Linked DNA regions of Mus musculus: region 2 is linked to region 1. The links are chromatin loops, found by intact Hi-C in ENCODE. Cell type or tissue: left cerebral cortex. All regions are shown on one strand.

Region 1 (8,000 bases):
AAAAACATGACTTAGCACATGGTGAAGAAAAAGCAGTCTATAGACCTTCTCTGCCTGAGCTTGCTTATTACAGACCCTCTCGTAGAGACGCCATTCAGAAGGAGGCTGTGTCTTTCAAAAGTTGTGGCTTTTATAATGAGAACACCTTATTGCTATTAAAAATACAAAGAGAAAGGCCATTGCCATTTTAGGGAAAGAACCCTAAAGCAGTGCTCAGTTCCTAGCCTTCTGCAATTGATCTCGGCTTTTCTCCATTGTCAGCACTGTTCTGAATCCCTCCGAGCCCTGACACTGCCCAACAGACAGCGGCGTTCAGAGCTCACGTGTGCTGTGCTGAGTTAGGAATGTGGCAGTTCAGAACCGGAGGTCACTTAGTGATCAACCCTTGCCAGCAAGGGCTCTGTGGTGCCAGTGCTCGCCCACTTCCATTCTCTCCTTAAATGCTGTAACTGTCTTCTTCACAAAGGTATGGTTTCCGGAAGCCACCGTATGTGGAGCTGAAAGCTCGGCCAAAACTTGGAGAGAGAGAAGTGACTTTAGTTCACGTGACAGAGTGGATTGAGAAGAAACTGGAGCAGGAGCTTCAGGTAAAACTGCCCCGTGTTTCCCACAGAGCAAGGGCACTGGGTGGGATGGAAGGCCTAGATGTCATCCCAGGAGCAAAGACCTGTGTTCAAGCCTGGGCTTAGGATTTTAGGAATGGTTTCAAAGACCCTGAAACTTTTCCATGAAATAGACTCCAAAGAAACCCAGCAGATGTGTTTAAAGGCAGGATGATGGTGCCCAGTACCAGCAAGCCTGCAGAAACTGGCCAGGCTTTGCCTTTGGCCTGGATGAAGTCAGGAACTGGGCAGCCAGCAGCACCTAGCCGGTGGGCAGGAAAGATGCTCTCTGAGGCTGCTGCTTTACTTAGTTTAGTTAACATGCAAGGAAACGATGCCAGCAACAACTATCTTGGGAATCTTAAGTTCAGGTCTCCCTTAAATAACACCTAAGCCAGAGTTCAACCTCCAAACCTGCTTACTACATTCTGCCACCAGGGACAGTAGCGGTATCCCGGGCCTGGTATCCCGGGCCTGGTATGAGCTGTTTCGTTCAGATTTTGATCAGATTTTGTTTTGTTTTACTTGTGATGGGAATCAAACTCAGGGCCTGGCACTTGCTAAGCAAGCACTCTACCACTGAACCATCCTGCCCCACCCCAGTCACTTGATCCAATATTTAAAGGATGGCTGTCTTGAAATTTTATGGAAGCTAGGAGTAGGGGTGAATTCCTTTAATCCTGATACTTGAGACAAAGGCAGGCCAGATTGTTCTGCATACTGAGTTCCAGGACAGCCTGGAGAGATCCTGTTCAAAATTTAAAAAACAACAAAGTGGGGGCTATGAGATGGCTCAGTGGTTAAGAGCGCCGACTGCTCTTCAAAAGGTCCCGAGTTCAACTCCCAGCAACCACATGGTGGCTCGCAACCATCTGTAATAAGATCTGATGCCCTCTTCTGGAGTATCTGAGGACAGGTAAAGTGTAGTTACATATAATAAATAAATAAATAAATAAATAAATAAATAAATAAATAACAACAAGGAGTATCTGAGGACAGGTAAAGTGTAGTTACATATAATAAATAAATAAATAAATAACAACAAAGTACCTCAGAATTTATGGGTTAGCAAATGCTTTATTTACTTAGTCACGAATTTCCCTCTTTGAAGAATATTTGCATTCCTTTGCATTGGTATATTTTAAGTTTAGGGTGTGCATGCATGTGTGTATGCGTGTGTCATTCCTCGGGCACTGTCCACCTTGTATTTTGTAATAGGGTCTCTCATTGGTCTGGAACTGGACGAGAAGGTCTAGACTAGCAGGCTGTGAGCTCCAGGGATCTGACCGTCTCAGTCTTCCCAGCACTGGGATTGCCCAATCTCTGGGGTCTCAGTGATCAAACTCCTGGTCCTCAGGCTTGGAAGGAAAGCCCTTAAGTGAAAGAGTTGTCTCCCAGGCCTCACTTTCAGTTTTGTGTGTGTGTGTGTGTGTGTGTGTGTGTGTGTGTGTGTGTGTGTGTGGTGTGTGTGTGTGTGTGTGTGGTGTGTGTGGTGTGTGTGTGTGTAGGACAACCTGCAGTCAGTTCTCTTCCTCCATGAGGGTGCCAGTGGTTAAGCTTAGGTCTCAGACTCAGGATCCAGCACCTGCACCTGCCTAACCTTCCTCCTGGCCCTTTTTAAAAAACTATTACTTTTTTTTTTTTTCTCCTAGACAGGGTTTCTCTGTGTAGCCCTGGGTGTCCTGGAACTCACTTTGTAGGCCAGGCCGGCCTCAAATCCAGAAATCCACCTGCCTCTGCCACCCAAATGCTGGGATTAAAGGCATGCGCCACCACTGCCCGGTCAAAAGCTATTACTATTTAAAAGCTAGAGATTAAATATAACTAATAATTAGTTTCTGATAAAAGCCTACTATTTTCACCAGGTGGAAAAATACTTTAAACCTAGTTAGAGGTTTTGTGCCTTCAGGCTTTTCATGTTTCTTGTATCCTGTTATCATCTGGGCAGGTCACTATTTTGGGAGGTCTTAGACTACAGGGAGCAAAGGGAGGAGGGAGGAGACAGAGATTGACTGGTGCCTGGTCCTGGAGACAGTTGGAAAGCTGAAGGCTACTCACTGCTTCTGCATGCTTGCTTGTTTCTCTAAGAGTATTGCCAAAGCACAAATGCATTGTCAGAATCCATACACACAGTCACAGTGTGCAAAGAACAACCACCGCCGCACGCCTTTAATCCCAGCACTTGGGAGGCAGAGGCAGGTGGATTTCTGAGTTTGAGACCAGCCTGGTCTACAGAGTGAGTTCCAGGACAGCCAGGGCTACACAGAGAAACCCTGTCTCAAAAACTCTCCCCCCGCCCCTCCCCCCCCAAAAAACCAACTCAGCTTACATTTGTGCTAAGATTTAAAAGAATGAATTCACCTGGAATATATCATGGGCATGATTTTGAAGGAGTGCAGTTGCTAAGCCAGTTCTCCTGAATTAAGGTTGATGAACATTTCCTACATAGTTACTACATATATACATTGTTTATGAAACTGAGGGCTCTTATCTCAAAGCTGACACACCAGGTTCCTCCTGTATTTGTGCTCTGGTGTGGTTATTTGGCTCTTTATTTTTTGTCATTGTTTGGTTTTTCCAGACAAGGTTTCTCTGTGTAACAGGCATGGCTGCTCTGAAACCTACCCTGTAGATCAGGCTGGCCTTGAATGCATAGAGATCTGCTGCCTTCCCAAGTGCTGGGAAGTGTCTGCCACCCTGCCAGCTCCTTGGCTCTTTTTTTTTTTTTTTTGGCTCACTCACAATGGATGGTTTGGTTTCTGGGATTTGAACTCAGGACCTTCAGAAGAGCAGTTGGTGCTCTTAACCACTGAGCCATCTCTCCAGCCCTCCTTGGCTCTTTTTAAGTTCAAGAATGGAGGAGCTGGCCATTTAGTAACACAGGCCTGAGGATCTGAGTTCAAATATCCAACATCCACATAAAATCCCAGCTCGCTCGCCAGCCAGTCTAGTCATTGATTAGCTCTAAGTTCAGTGAAAGACTTTTGTCTCAATAAATAAGGTGGGAAGCAATTTAAGTCGACACATACAGAGACAGTATGATAGAACATACTTGGAATGTATAGGAAAATCGTTCATGTATGAAAGGAGGACGCTTGCCTGATGCATGCTCTCCTCTAATCTCTCCCTACAGAAAGTGTTTGTCATGCCAAACATGGATGACGTTTATATTCCTATAATGCACTCGGCCATGGACCCTCGCTCCACTTCCTGCCTCTTGAAAGAGCCACCTGTGGAGACCTCTGATCAGCTGTGATTGGTGAAGATGGGACATTCCCAGTATTATGAGACCTAGCTCAAGGTGTGGGATCTGTAGCTGCCATCTGTTCTGTGGGGGTGGCCTTTCCTGGTGCCACAGCTACTGTCTCTTAAAGGACTGCTTCCGCCCTCTGCCTGCTGGCCCATTCCACTGAGGTGTCATTCCCTGCATCTGGTGACTAGTATCTGGTTTGTCTGATGCAAAGCTTTGACTGGCAAAGGAGACTTGAACTATAATGGTAGAGCCAGAGTTACAGCTGACTCGCACCATGGCTTTTTTTTTTTTTTTTTAAGTCTACCAGGTTTTATGACAGCAAATGAGCACATTCAGAGCAAAGCTGTACAACTAGAAGGCTTCCCTTTGCCTTTTGACTCCTCCAAAGCTTTTCCTCAGGCAGCTGGTGCACAATGGAACATTTTTCCACTCTACACTTTGTACGCATGACTGCGGCCCTCCATCCTTGGAGAATGTCACTGTGGTAACCTGTGTGGAGTGTGGTTTTGTGAGCCATTTCATTGGTGGTAAAATAGGCATAGCAACTTTTTTCATATTAAATTGTGCATTTTGGAAGCAAGTAGCCATAGAACATACACACCCACACTTTCACTGGGGTGGGCTTCATGTGAACATCAGGCAAAGCCGTGAGATCAAACCATCCCAAAGACGTACAATCGCCTTGCTTTTCAACCAATCCTGACTCTTCTGAGACATGAGCGAGTGTGACAATGTCAAAACACTGTGCACAACGACCGATTGTCCCTCCCTGGTACTGATGGGACGGGGCCAGAAAGTGGGAGCCAAAGTGTTCTTTTCTGGTTTTTCTGTGTGCTGTAGGATGATCGAACGGGTTCGGGAGGTTTGTGGGCAGTCCCCTTCTCTGGTGGCCAAATGGACTTTCCTTTCTCCTCAGTGGCAAGCACTACATCCACACATGCACTTGTGACCTTTCTTTAATGTTGCCAACTTACGTTTGTGCATTTGTGTCAGAATGTTTAGTTTACAAACTCGGGGGCTCTAATTGTATAATTTGCTTTGAGGAGATCTACTAGGTTTTCTTGTTTGTTTAAAGCTGCATCCAATGTCAAAATTACCTTGAGTAACTTCTGATAATTTACTGTCTGTGGACAAAGCTAAGTTTTTTTTCTTAAACAGCACCTTGCTTGAAGATGACTTTAAAGAAATTAATATATTGAAAACTTATTTGAGTCTTTATTTTAATCATCCCATTAAAACATGACAAATTATTTGACCATTCCAGTCAGTGTACTGCTTTAATTTCTCCCATTTGCCTGTCAAGAGCCCACATGCCTTGTTCATTGGTCTTTCTCTGCAGTAACTAAAGGCAAGACTAGATAGACACACAATTGGAGACTGAACTTATTAAGCTTAAAATAATTTGGGAACTTAAAATCACTTGCATTGTCTCACAAAATAAATATTCATGTCAAACACCAGACAAGCATGTTATTTTTTAGAGAAACCCACAGGACCGTGAATGCAGAGACCCTCACAAGGCTAGTTTTAGCCACCTTTGCTAGCCTCCAGCACTGTAGAGGTGGGAACTAAAGAAATCCATTATTACTTCTTATGGAACCAGAGGGATAACCTTGTTTTCTAGAAAAACTGGTCAGTCTATGGAACCTGTCCCTTAAAGCTTCCTTTCTGTTTTAATCCAAAGTTTCATCTAACTACTTTGTTCTAATTGCTTACTAGTAAGCTCCAATTAAGCAACTTCACTCAGGAACACTAAGAAGCCTCTTTAAGCCGGGCGTGGTGCGGATTTCAGTTCGAGGACAGCCAGGGCTACACAGAGAAACCCTGTCTCGAAGCCCCCCTCCCCAAAAAGAAGCCTCTGTAATTCAGTTTCCTTCTAGGTCGGTGGTCTCAGTTATTCAAACACTGGGGACGCAACCTCTGGCATATCTGCACTCTGAGGCCTGACTTAATTAACAGCCTCTCCCCCCTTAAGGCTTCAGTCGCCCCAAAGCCCGTGTGCCAGATGGCATCCATTCACCTCCAGGGCTCCTCCCATTCCATTTTCCTGTAGGCAGGACATCTCAAGTACTGCCCACGCTTGGGGCAGGGACAAAGGACAGTACAGGACCTACTTTATCAAGTTATCACTCGGGCCAGTTACTCCAAAACCTAAGCCTATGGCCTGGGCCAACACCATCTGCCCTCGACTCCCGAAGTGCCGTGTAGTCGGCTGCTCTGAGCCTGTAGCTAGCGGTTAAAAGGGCCGCCCGCGAAGGGCAGGCGGCCCCAGTTATGCGCTAGCAGAGTGTTATGGCGCCGCAGCTTAACCCCCGGCACCACGAGAAGGTGGGCCGGGGGCTCAAAGGCAGCGCGTCGGCGACAGTGACACACAAGACACCAGCGGGGTTATTTAAACACTTTATTCAGAGGCTCGGGGAAAGGTGGTAGAAGTCCACGCTGTCTGCTGTCCTGCGCAGGGCAGACCTGAAAGAGAAGCGAAGGGTGAGGGTACGAAGTCGGCTGCGCCCGCCACCTCCCGCTGCCGGTGCGGTCGGCTCAGATTACGATTCGCATCACCCGGATCAGCAGTCTAACGCGTGCTATGTATGGAGTGTCATCATCGCCGGCCACCCAGCTCAAACCGTGCAGCCTCAGCTTCCTCAGAGAACACATTACCTTAGAGCAGTCCCCGTCGATAAGAGGCCGGAATGGACGTGTGGCCTTGTCTTAAAGAAAGCGTCCGGAAGTTATTGGGCGGGCTCCTGCAGTATTGACCAGTAGGAAGCCAGCTTTCTTGTCACGTGCTCAAGAGCGACGGTTCATTGGCTGGGCTTTCTGAGTCCTCCAGCGTGTAGATAGGTCCACCAACCATAGAGCTGGGACGAAACTGCGAGTTTCCAGCGTCTTGCTTTTTCGGGGAGACGGGGGGGGGGGGGGGGGGGGGGGGGGGGTGGGATCCCTACACCTAGGTTGATGTTGGGAAAAAGAACCGAAGTGCCTCTTGGGTTCAAAGGATCCGCAGCCGTAGGAGCAAAGACTGAATACGCGAGCGAATACTGATTTGATGAGGGGACCTTTCTGGTCCTCAGTTTGAGATTATCCTCCCTCGGCCTGGCTTCATGACTCATCTGTAATTCCAGCACCTGAAAGGCTTAAACGCCCAGTTTAAGATCTTTATTCTGTATATTGTGTGCTCGGTTGGAAAGGTGTGTGTTGTAAGCTGGCGAGGATGCAGAGCTTTGCTCCCAGTTATGTTTGGGAATAGAATGAGCAAACCATTTTTGAAAAAGGAGTTAAACAACTAACTTCTTGTAAACATCCACTTGCCAGGTGACCTGTTAATACCTGGGAGTTTACTCAAGAGAAATTAAGACCTGTACACACATAAAATCTCATGCATAATTGTAAATAGCATATTATTCAAAAGCAGTACCCCACAACTGAGAATATGCAAAGGCTCTTATGAGAAAATATAAATTTTGTTGTCTATACAACCAAATGCTATTTGACAAAATACAGTAATCCTTTGATAGGTTTAATGGTTGGAAGTTTCTAGAGGCCCACTGAGTCATCTCACCTGCTCCTTTTTTTATTCAGAGAATGTCTTGCTTGAGTAGACCAAACTGGTCTTGAATTCATAATCTTGCCTCAGCCTCCCTAAGTGCTGAAAATCAGGAATGTGCTCTACCCCATCAAAGAGATTTATCATTTTTGGCTTTATTAATATTCTCTGCTTTAATTGTCTGTTTTGTTTTGTTTTGTTTTTTTAAACTCCTTTCTGAAGAGTTACAGTTAGAGGTATGTACCACCACTCCTGGCTCCTCTAGTTTTGTTTGTTTGTTTTTTGGGTTTGTTTTTTTGTTTTTTTTTTTGTTTTTTCCTCCTAGTCAGGGTTTCTCTGAATAGCCCTGGCTGTCCTGGAACTCACTTTGTAGACCAGGCTGGCCTCGAACTCAGAAATCTGCCTGCCTCTGCCACCCAAATGCTGGGATTAAAGGCATGCGCCACCACGCCCAGTTTAGATTCTTAGATTATTAATGGAGACCTTTCTTCTTTTCTAACCGCCCATTAAAAACTATCCTTTTCACACTAAGGATTGCTTTAGCGGCATCCCACAGATTATATTTTGTCCTCATTTATTTAGGAGAATGATGTTAGCAGGG
Region 2 (8,000 bases), 60 kb before region 1:
ACGGCAGCGACTCCAACACCTCCAGGAGCGACCACCTGAAGCCCACTGAAGACGCCTCGAAGGAAGTGGAGCCCAAGGGTTCCCAGGCGAGTAGTCTGAAGGACTTAGGTCTGAAGACAAGTTCTCTGGTTCTTGAGAAGTGTTCTCTGTCTGCTTTAGTGAGCAAGGAGGATGAAGAGTTCTGTGAACTGTACACGGAGGACTTTGAGCTGGAGACTGAGGGCGAGGGGAGACTTGATAAGACCCTCGATCTCCCCCTCAAGCCAGAGGTGCTTGCCAGCGATGGCGTGGCTCTGGAGAGCGAGGATGAAGAGGACTCGGCCACCGAGCACCAGGAGTTACCTGTAAAGACGCTCGGCTTCTTTATAATGTGTGTCTACGCGTACCTCATCCTCCCACTCCCCTACTACATGAGTGGGCTCTTCCTGGGCGTCGGCCTCGGCTTCATGACTGCAGTCTGCATGATTTGGTTCTTTACACCACCAAGTGCTCACAAACACCACAAATCACTCAAAGCTCTGCGGCACCAGAGCACGAGATCCCTGGACATCAAGGAGCCCGAAATACTAAAGGTATGTAAGCCTCCCTCCGGCTAACGGCTGAGTGAGCTGATGGCTGAAGGTGTTCGAATCGGGGGTGTGTGTGTGTGAGTGTGTGTGTGCGCGCGCGTGCGTGTAAGATTTATTTATTTATTCATTTATTTAATATATGTGAGTACACTGTAGCTGTCTTCGGACACACCAGAAGGGGGCATCAGATCCCATTACAGATGGTTGTGAGCCACCATGTGGTTGCTGGGAATCAAACTCAGTACCTCTGGAAGAGCAGTCAGTGCTCTTAACCGCTGAGCCATCTCTGCAGCCCATTGGGGTGTTGCTAAGACTTTGGATATCTCTGTTGTCCAGGAACTCAAACAGCTCATCCGGAAGCCTGCTGTGTAGACCATGCTTGCCTACTTATCAGGCAGTTTTGAAGCTCTCCACGGCCCCAGAGAGCAGCGCTTCTGGCTAGTTCCTCTTAGGTCTGCCCTGCAATTTGCTCTATTTTGAGGATCTGTCATTGCTGAATATTGGGATTCTATATTCTTATTTTTCAGGCAGTCTCACTATGTAGCCCTGGCTGTCCTAGAATTTACTGTGTAGACCAGGCTAGCCTTGCACTCATAGAGATCTGCCTGCCTCTGCCTGCCAACTGCTGGAATAAAGGTGTGCGCCACCGTGCCTAGAAGTGTTATCTACCTGGAGATTCTGGCATCAGGCTCGATGCCAATGGAACTGCAGGAGAGGGCCAAGAGGAAAGAGACCAATTACTATCACTGATGGCGCCTGCTGCTAGCTTCTCTCTGTGCACAGTGAGACATGGGCTGAGAACAAAAATGTCATCTGTGAATGCCATGTGTCAGGCTTTGGGCCTCCTGGGGTGGGGCTCCTGAGATGATCTTTTGGAATGAATATATTAGAATTTCAAATTTCTTTTTTTTTTTTAAGTTATTTATTTATTTATTATTATTATTTTTTAAATTTATTTATTTATTACATGTAAGTACACTGTAGCTGTCCTCAGACTCTCCAGAAGAGGGAGTCAGATCTCATTCCGGGTGGTTGTGAGCCACCATGTGGTTGCTGGGATTTGAACTTCAGACCTTTGGAAAAGCAGTCGGGTGCTCTTACCCACTGAGCCATCTCACCAGCCCGAATTTCAAATTTCTATTTATTTCTCCATATTTACATTTTTCTGGCCGTTTTGTGTACTTCATAAGATTTTTAGCATAAAACTATGGTTGTAGGCCGGGCGTGGTGGCTCACGACTTTAATCCCAATCCTTGGGAGGCAGAGGCAGGTGGATTTCTGAGTTCGAGGACAGCCTGGTCTACAAAGTGAGTTCCAGGACAGCCAGGGCTACACAGAGAAACTCTGTCTCGAAAAACCAAAAAAACCAAACCAAACCAAAAAACTATGGTTGTCACCTGGCATATTGGTGGTGCTTGTCTGTGATCTCTGCCTTTGGAAGGCAGAGGCAGGCGGTCAGCCTGGTCTAGATAGTGATTTCCAGGATGCAGCTGTGTAATGAGACCATGGCAAAACAAAGCAAAACAACAGCAGGCAGTGGAGCTGGAGAGATACGGTTGAGAGCAGTGCAGCTCCTGCAGAAGGCTTGAGTTTTATGTCCCAGCACCAAGTCAGGCCACTTCACAGCTGCCCTTAACTTCAGCTCCAGAGGATCCCAGGTGTCTGTACACCCACCCACATATATGCACATAATTTTTAAAAATTTAAACTCTAAAAGTATAATTGTCATTGATACAGTTTCTGAGTTATTTGTATACATAGTTATATAGGGTATAGAATCAGGAACATTTAAAGGTCACTGCTATATAATAATTTTCAAGGATCCTCTGTTGGCATTAGGTATTTCCAGTTTTATACATGAGGAGGCAGGGACTCTGTTCATCCCATGTTTTTGAGCCCAGCGTGACACTCCTCCCTCTCCCCTTCCCCCCTTTTCCTGTGGCACATCTCTGCAGAAAAAGCCCACGTCTAGACTTTGAGAGCCCCTTGCTGCCCTTACAGGCGTTCAAGGTGGCTTCTGTTTTCTTGGAGTGGTTTTGAACGCTATTGATCATAAATAACTTTTAGCTCTCCTCAGGTTACAAGCTTATTTGGGCTCTGTTAAATTTCTAGATTTGTTTCCCCTCCCTTCTATCTAAGGAATATTCTGAAAATGACAACATGATCTCTCTTTATTGAGAACTAAAAAAACAAAAAACAAGAAAGGAAAGCTGTCGCTGCAGTGGATGGAGGGGCCCTCTCCAAATCTGTCTGTTGTTTTCTCGTCTCTTTACATTCTGTCCTTATTCCCAAGAGAAGCATGGGAAACTCAGAAAAGGTCCACGTCAGACATATCCTGGGCGTGTCATCTGGCTCTGGTCAGGTCTGGAGTGTAGTGTCTGCATCACACATGCAGACGCACCCGCTCTTTGTCACCTGTGTGCTCACGTGTGTTACAGCCTGACCTCTTCACGCTTCCCCACACAGTTGGCTGTGAGACGGTTTCTTTTTTGAAGGGAAGCTGGCGCTGGCTCCCGAGGATGTGACACCCTTAGTGTAGCATGATTATGTGGAGCAGAGCAAAAGTGACTCATGCCTGGTGGCCCCACTGTCGAAACAGTGATGCTGTTACCTCCTGATTTCCACGCTCTAAGTGGCCTAGTGCTAACTTTAGCCAAGAGAAAAAAAGATGCCTGTGTCAGTCCCAGAACTACTGACTGACGAAGATATTTGTCCTGGGAAGATTTTAACTTTAGGACAGACAGCCTCAGTGTTGATCTAGTCAACTGTGGGTTGACAGTTTACCCACTACCCAGAGGGTGCAACATTACAGTGCTATTTAAATGTCACGACAGTTGGCTTGTTTTTAATCCAGTGAGTGGAACAGTAAAGGCAGGGTGCTAGGTGTGGGAATATTGTCTTATTAGAATTGTATCACAACCCTGTTCAGTTCGGGTATGTGCTGGTGAGGGAAGGGAGGCCCAGAGGCTTTCCTTGTCCATGGCCATGCTGTCTAGTGGTATTTTAGCCAGTGTTCTATTGTTAGTGATGCAATACCCCAGGCTAGGTAATATAGAAAAGAGTGTCAGATTTAGTGGTACCCACTTGTAATTTCAGCGTCTGGGAGGCAGAGGCAGGATGCTTGCAAGTTTGAGGATAGCCTGGGCTGCGTTCTGAGACCCTGGCTCAGCAAAACAAAGAAAAGGTGTTATTTTTGCTCATGGTTCTAGCCCAAGTTGAGGGGTTTATCTGGTAAAGGCTGTCTTCCTGGCAAACTGTTGATGCACATGGGGAATCATGGCTGGTGACAGGGATACTGTGAACATATGTTCTCTGCCTTCCCTGTCTTTTTTCTTGGCTTCCACCTTGGTGGCAATGATGTTTAGAAAGGGGGACACCAGGTGCTAGAGAGGTGGCCCAGTAGTGGGTGTTCCTGCAGAGGACCCGGGTTCTGTTCCCAGACCGGCATGGCAACTCAGCCATTTGGAACTCCAGTCCCAGGGGATCTATTGCTCTCTTCTATCCTCTGAGGACAGATAACAGAGCAGAGGGGTGGTGGTGTGCCCAGTTTGCCAAGCCCTGTCATAGGTATAATGAGTTCTTTCCTGCAGCATGCCTGCTTAGATGTCTAGATCTGCAAGTGACATCTTGCAGCCTTCCATACTCTGCTGGGTGAGTTGACTTACACAGGCCTCTAAAATGAAAGGGCCTTGGCCTGGCAGCTTCCGTCTCACCTGATTGGACTTCCTAGCCGGAGTCACATGCTGATTGTCTGGCTTGTGTTTTTTGTGCTTCTTGAAGGCAGAGAGGTTGGGCTCATCAGCTTGTCCTTGTATCCCCAGTTCCTGCTGTGTGGTAGGCATGCGATAAATAACTGTTGGATGCATGCTTGGGTCCATGAGGAAGAGTTTAACCAGTGGATCAGTATTCGTTCCTATTTCTGTTCCTGAGACTGACTATGTGACAGAAGCAACCAGAGGGAGGAAGGATTTGTTGTAGGGTGTTGTCCATCATGGAGAGGAAGTGTTTGGTTTGGTTCATGGTGGCAGGAGCATGTGATCACACAGCAGCACACAGGAAACAGAACTTGTGCTAGAAGTGGATGGGGCCAGGCTGTGAGCGGAAAGGCTGGTCCCAAAGGCCTACACCAGCCAGCTAAGCCCAAGTCCTCTTCTGCTGCCAGCTCTACGACTGTGATGTGATCCAGGAGCCAGACACTGGTTTCTTTATAAAATGGGCCTGTTGCCATGGTTTGATCATGGTTTGCTCCCATCGAAATGCAGGCTGAAATGGAATTTTCAGTGTAACTGTGTTGAGATAATTAGAAGCTGGGCATGACAACATATGCCTGTAGTTCTAGCACTTAAAGCCCTAGGGAGGTGTAAGCAAGCAGATCTCTGAGCTCTAGGCCAGCCTGGTCTATAGAGCAAGTTCCAGAACAGCCAGGGCTAAAGATCATTCTAAATACATAAAGGCCAGTTTAGAATACAGGGAGTCCTGTAGTTCATACCTGTAACTCCATCACTTAAGAGGCAGAGAGGTAGGAAGTTCAAGGCCAACCTGGGCTACATAGAGAGTTCTAGGCCAACCTAGACCAACTTGAAGACTTTGTCTCAAAGAGGGGGAAAAGGTGATTGGATCATGAGAGCTCCATCGTCATGCTAGGTTGGGTGTAGCTTCTGTAAGAGTGGGCTAGTTATCAGGAGAGCAGGTTGCTCGGAAGCCAGCAGCTTCGCTGTCCCTGTGTCTCTTGAGCAGGTGTGTGTCTTTTTCAGAGCCTGTCCTCCCTTTCTCCCTTACTCTCGGGTGGAACAGCACACCCTTCCCTGCCTGGAAGCTGAAGGCGAGTGACATGATCTTGGACTCTATTTACTTCTGCAATTGAATAAATTTGTTCTTTAAAAAGTTCCCTGGTACAGCCGCCCTGTGATCCCAGCTGCTTAGGCTAAGGTTAGAGGATTCAACTTCAAGGCCTACTTGGGCTACAAAGTTAATTTGAGGTTTATCTTTTTTTTTTTTTTTTTTTTTTTAGATTTATTTATTTATTTATTATATGTAAGTACACTGTAGCTGTCTTCAGACACTCCAGAAGAGGGAATCAGATCTCGTGATCGGATGGTTGTGAGCCACCATGTGGTTGCTGGGATTTGAACTCCTGACCTTCGGAAGAGCAGTCGGGTGCTCTTACCCACTGAGCCATCTCACCAGCCCCAATTTGAGGTTTATCTTGATAATGTAGTGAGAAAAAGACCTGTATGCCAGAGGGTCCTAGGCTCAACCTCCAATACCACCAATAACAAACAATAGGACGAATAAACAAATTATGCAGATTGAATATCTTGTTAATAATTACCAAAACAGACTAAGACATCTGTGAACCTGTGTCTGGTGAGTAGAAATATCTACTTTTGAATAGTTTGATTTGAACTATGAATGAGCTGATTTGTGTTTTCTGTGTATGTGATACTAACTGGCTTCTGTAGAAGATGAGTATATAAATCTTGAGCACAAGTATGAAAACTTAAGACACTCCCCAGCCTCCCATAGGTCATGGTACCTGGCAGCAACATTAAGATCTCTACAGACAGGGACGGGCAACTTCTTGACATTGCAAAAGGATTTTGTCATCTACAAATGGGTTTGAGCCCCACTCACAGCTATCCTGGGACACACGCCCTCGGGGCTATGGGTTGGACGCACCTATAAGCCACTTCCACCTGTGAACCATGAACCAGCTGAACTGGAGCTGAGTTGCCTTCAACTGTTTTAGCACTTGCCTGCCTGAGGCGTGAGGACACAAGTTCAAGGCCAGCTTGGGCTACCTTGGGAAACTCAGTCTCAACAAAAACTTAACAGACTATTGGACTAAAACAGATGTTTTTCAGCTCCTCCGGGGTCATGGAGGTTGTCACTGACAGAAGGAAGTGACTTAGGAAATGCCCAGAGCCTTCGTAGGACAGGGTGTAGCTCCATTATCGGCCCTGTGAGCAATTTAAGGAAGAAGTATCCCTTCTCTCTGGTTTCTCTGTGAGAAGGAGACAAAAAGACGCTCTGTGCCTTCTCTGGGTAAATTTTGAGTCACATATACACCATTGACATTTGTATTCAAGCAAGGTGCTGAAGGGCCAATGAGCTGGTGAGCATGTAAGATCATGCGCTGCCAAGCCTGACAGCTTGGAGTCCACATGGCAGAGTGGGAGAACCAGCCCCTGCAAGTTGTCTTCTGACTTCCATGTGTGCACCTGGTTCTTCACATGCACGTATACACACGTACACAATAAATTAGCATGTTTAGTCACACAGAGACCATGGTGCTGTGACAGTGAGCTTGGGGTCACTAATCCAAAAGGGCCAATCTGCAGCCAAGTGGTAGCTATTGTCAAAGTGACTGTGACTGTGTAGGACCACAATATGCCACCATTAGCTCCTAGCCCGACTGGTCATCAGCCATACTGACTGGAGCACAAGAATTCCTTTGCCTCTGTGGGATCCATGAATTGTCACTAACGCTACAGAACTCCCTGGACCAGAGCACGCTTGTTTTAAAATATGGGAATCAGGCAAGTGAGGAGCAGCCAGTAAGAGCAGGGCTGCCTTGGGCACCCAGCCCAGCGGCACCTAAGCATGAAGGCAAGAGCCACTACCAGACTTGAAACCTGGTGGGCTGAGTGAGTGAGGCAGCTCAGGGCAGCTTCCATGTGCTATAGGCACCAAGAGTCACAGTGCAGGTCCCCTCTTTTGCATATGCTTCTGGAGTGGCCAGCTAGATGTCCTGGCTGGAAGCCCTAGTGATGAGAGTGTCAGGACCTGGAAGCCTGATGCCCGTCGTTCACCCTTAGGATGGCTACTGAGCATTCCTAACCAAACGGGATGCCCTCCTCCTCTGAGCATGCCCTGTCCCTGGCCAGGAGCACATTTCATTCAGCTCCACTTTGTGTGCCAGCTCTCCCACTTGTTTATAATGAAGAACTTCCTCAAGATTCCGTAAGGTTCTCGGATTTATGCTGGAGTGTGACTCAGATGCAGTTTTGAGTTATATGTATGAGCAAGTTCTTATCTGACATAAATTACCAACATGCAGAGCGGTAGGATGTCGCTTCCAGAGGGAAAGCTGTTAGAAGCTTGGCTAAAATTATATCCATGCCTTTGCAAAGATTAATGAAGATGACTTTTGGAAAATCTTTCTTTGGGTGAGTTACATATAATAAAAGGGACAGATCATTTTAGTAATTAGGTTCCCTAAAATATAGGCTTGGGTTTTGATATATAAAAGAATAATTTTGAGAGCCTTGAACAATGGTTCTTGCCTGTAATCCCAACACTCATGAGGCAGGAAAACCAGGAGTTCAGGGCCAGCTTTAGCTACATCGCAGCTAAAGGCCAGCCTGGGCTATATTAGACCCTGTCTTAAAAACAAAAGTCAAATTATAACAACAAACACCAAGAGAAATT

The links. A loop is a pair of places that touch in the nucleus more often than their neighbours do. Peaks named below come from ENCODE experiments on the same cell type or tissue, not always from the same donor. Only the 100,000 strongest peaks of a DNase experiment are listed, where the experiment ranks them.
Region 2: a loop joins it to region 1, with 9 times the contacts of the local background. A loop is called at or near these places in 2 of 42 quality-filtered maps.

What each region holds. Positions count from the first base shown.
Region 1 is chr11:106,499,454-106,507,453 of GRCm38, reverse strand. It overlaps Tex2 (testis expressed gene 2), which reads left to right. Exons shown (of 12, transcript NM_198292.3): 11 at 467-587; 12 at 3,736-5,315. The coding sequence ends at 3,858. It overlaps Gm36220 (predicted gene, 36220), which reads right to left and starts at 6,539. Exons shown (of 2, transcript NR_168513.1): 1 at 6,514-6,539; 2 at 6,243-6,321. It overlaps Snord104 (small nucleolar RNA, C/D box 104), which reads right to left and starts at 6,463; the gene lies at 6,391-6,463. Gm22711 (a small nucleolar RNA gene) reads right to left here and starts at 6,209; the gene lies at 6,077-6,209. In left cerebral cortex, CTCF peaks have their summits at 1,048 and 3,996; DNase peaks (open chromatin) are centred at 3,984, 5,960 and 6,635; H3K4me3 peaks cover 1,895 bases; H3K27ac peaks cover 2,722 bases.
Region 2 is chr11:106,559,537-106,567,536 of GRCm38, reverse strand. It overlaps Tex2 (testis expressed gene 2), which reads left to right. Exons shown (of 12, transcript NM_198292.3): 2 at 1-572. Among named protein-coding and RNA genes, the nearest start is that of Tex2, 49 kb to the left of the region's middle. In left cerebral cortex, a CTCF peak has its summit at 755 (motif pointing right); DNase peaks (open chromatin) are centred at 3,076, 3,840, 4,721, 7,530 and 1 more place; H3K27ac peaks cover 3,612 bases.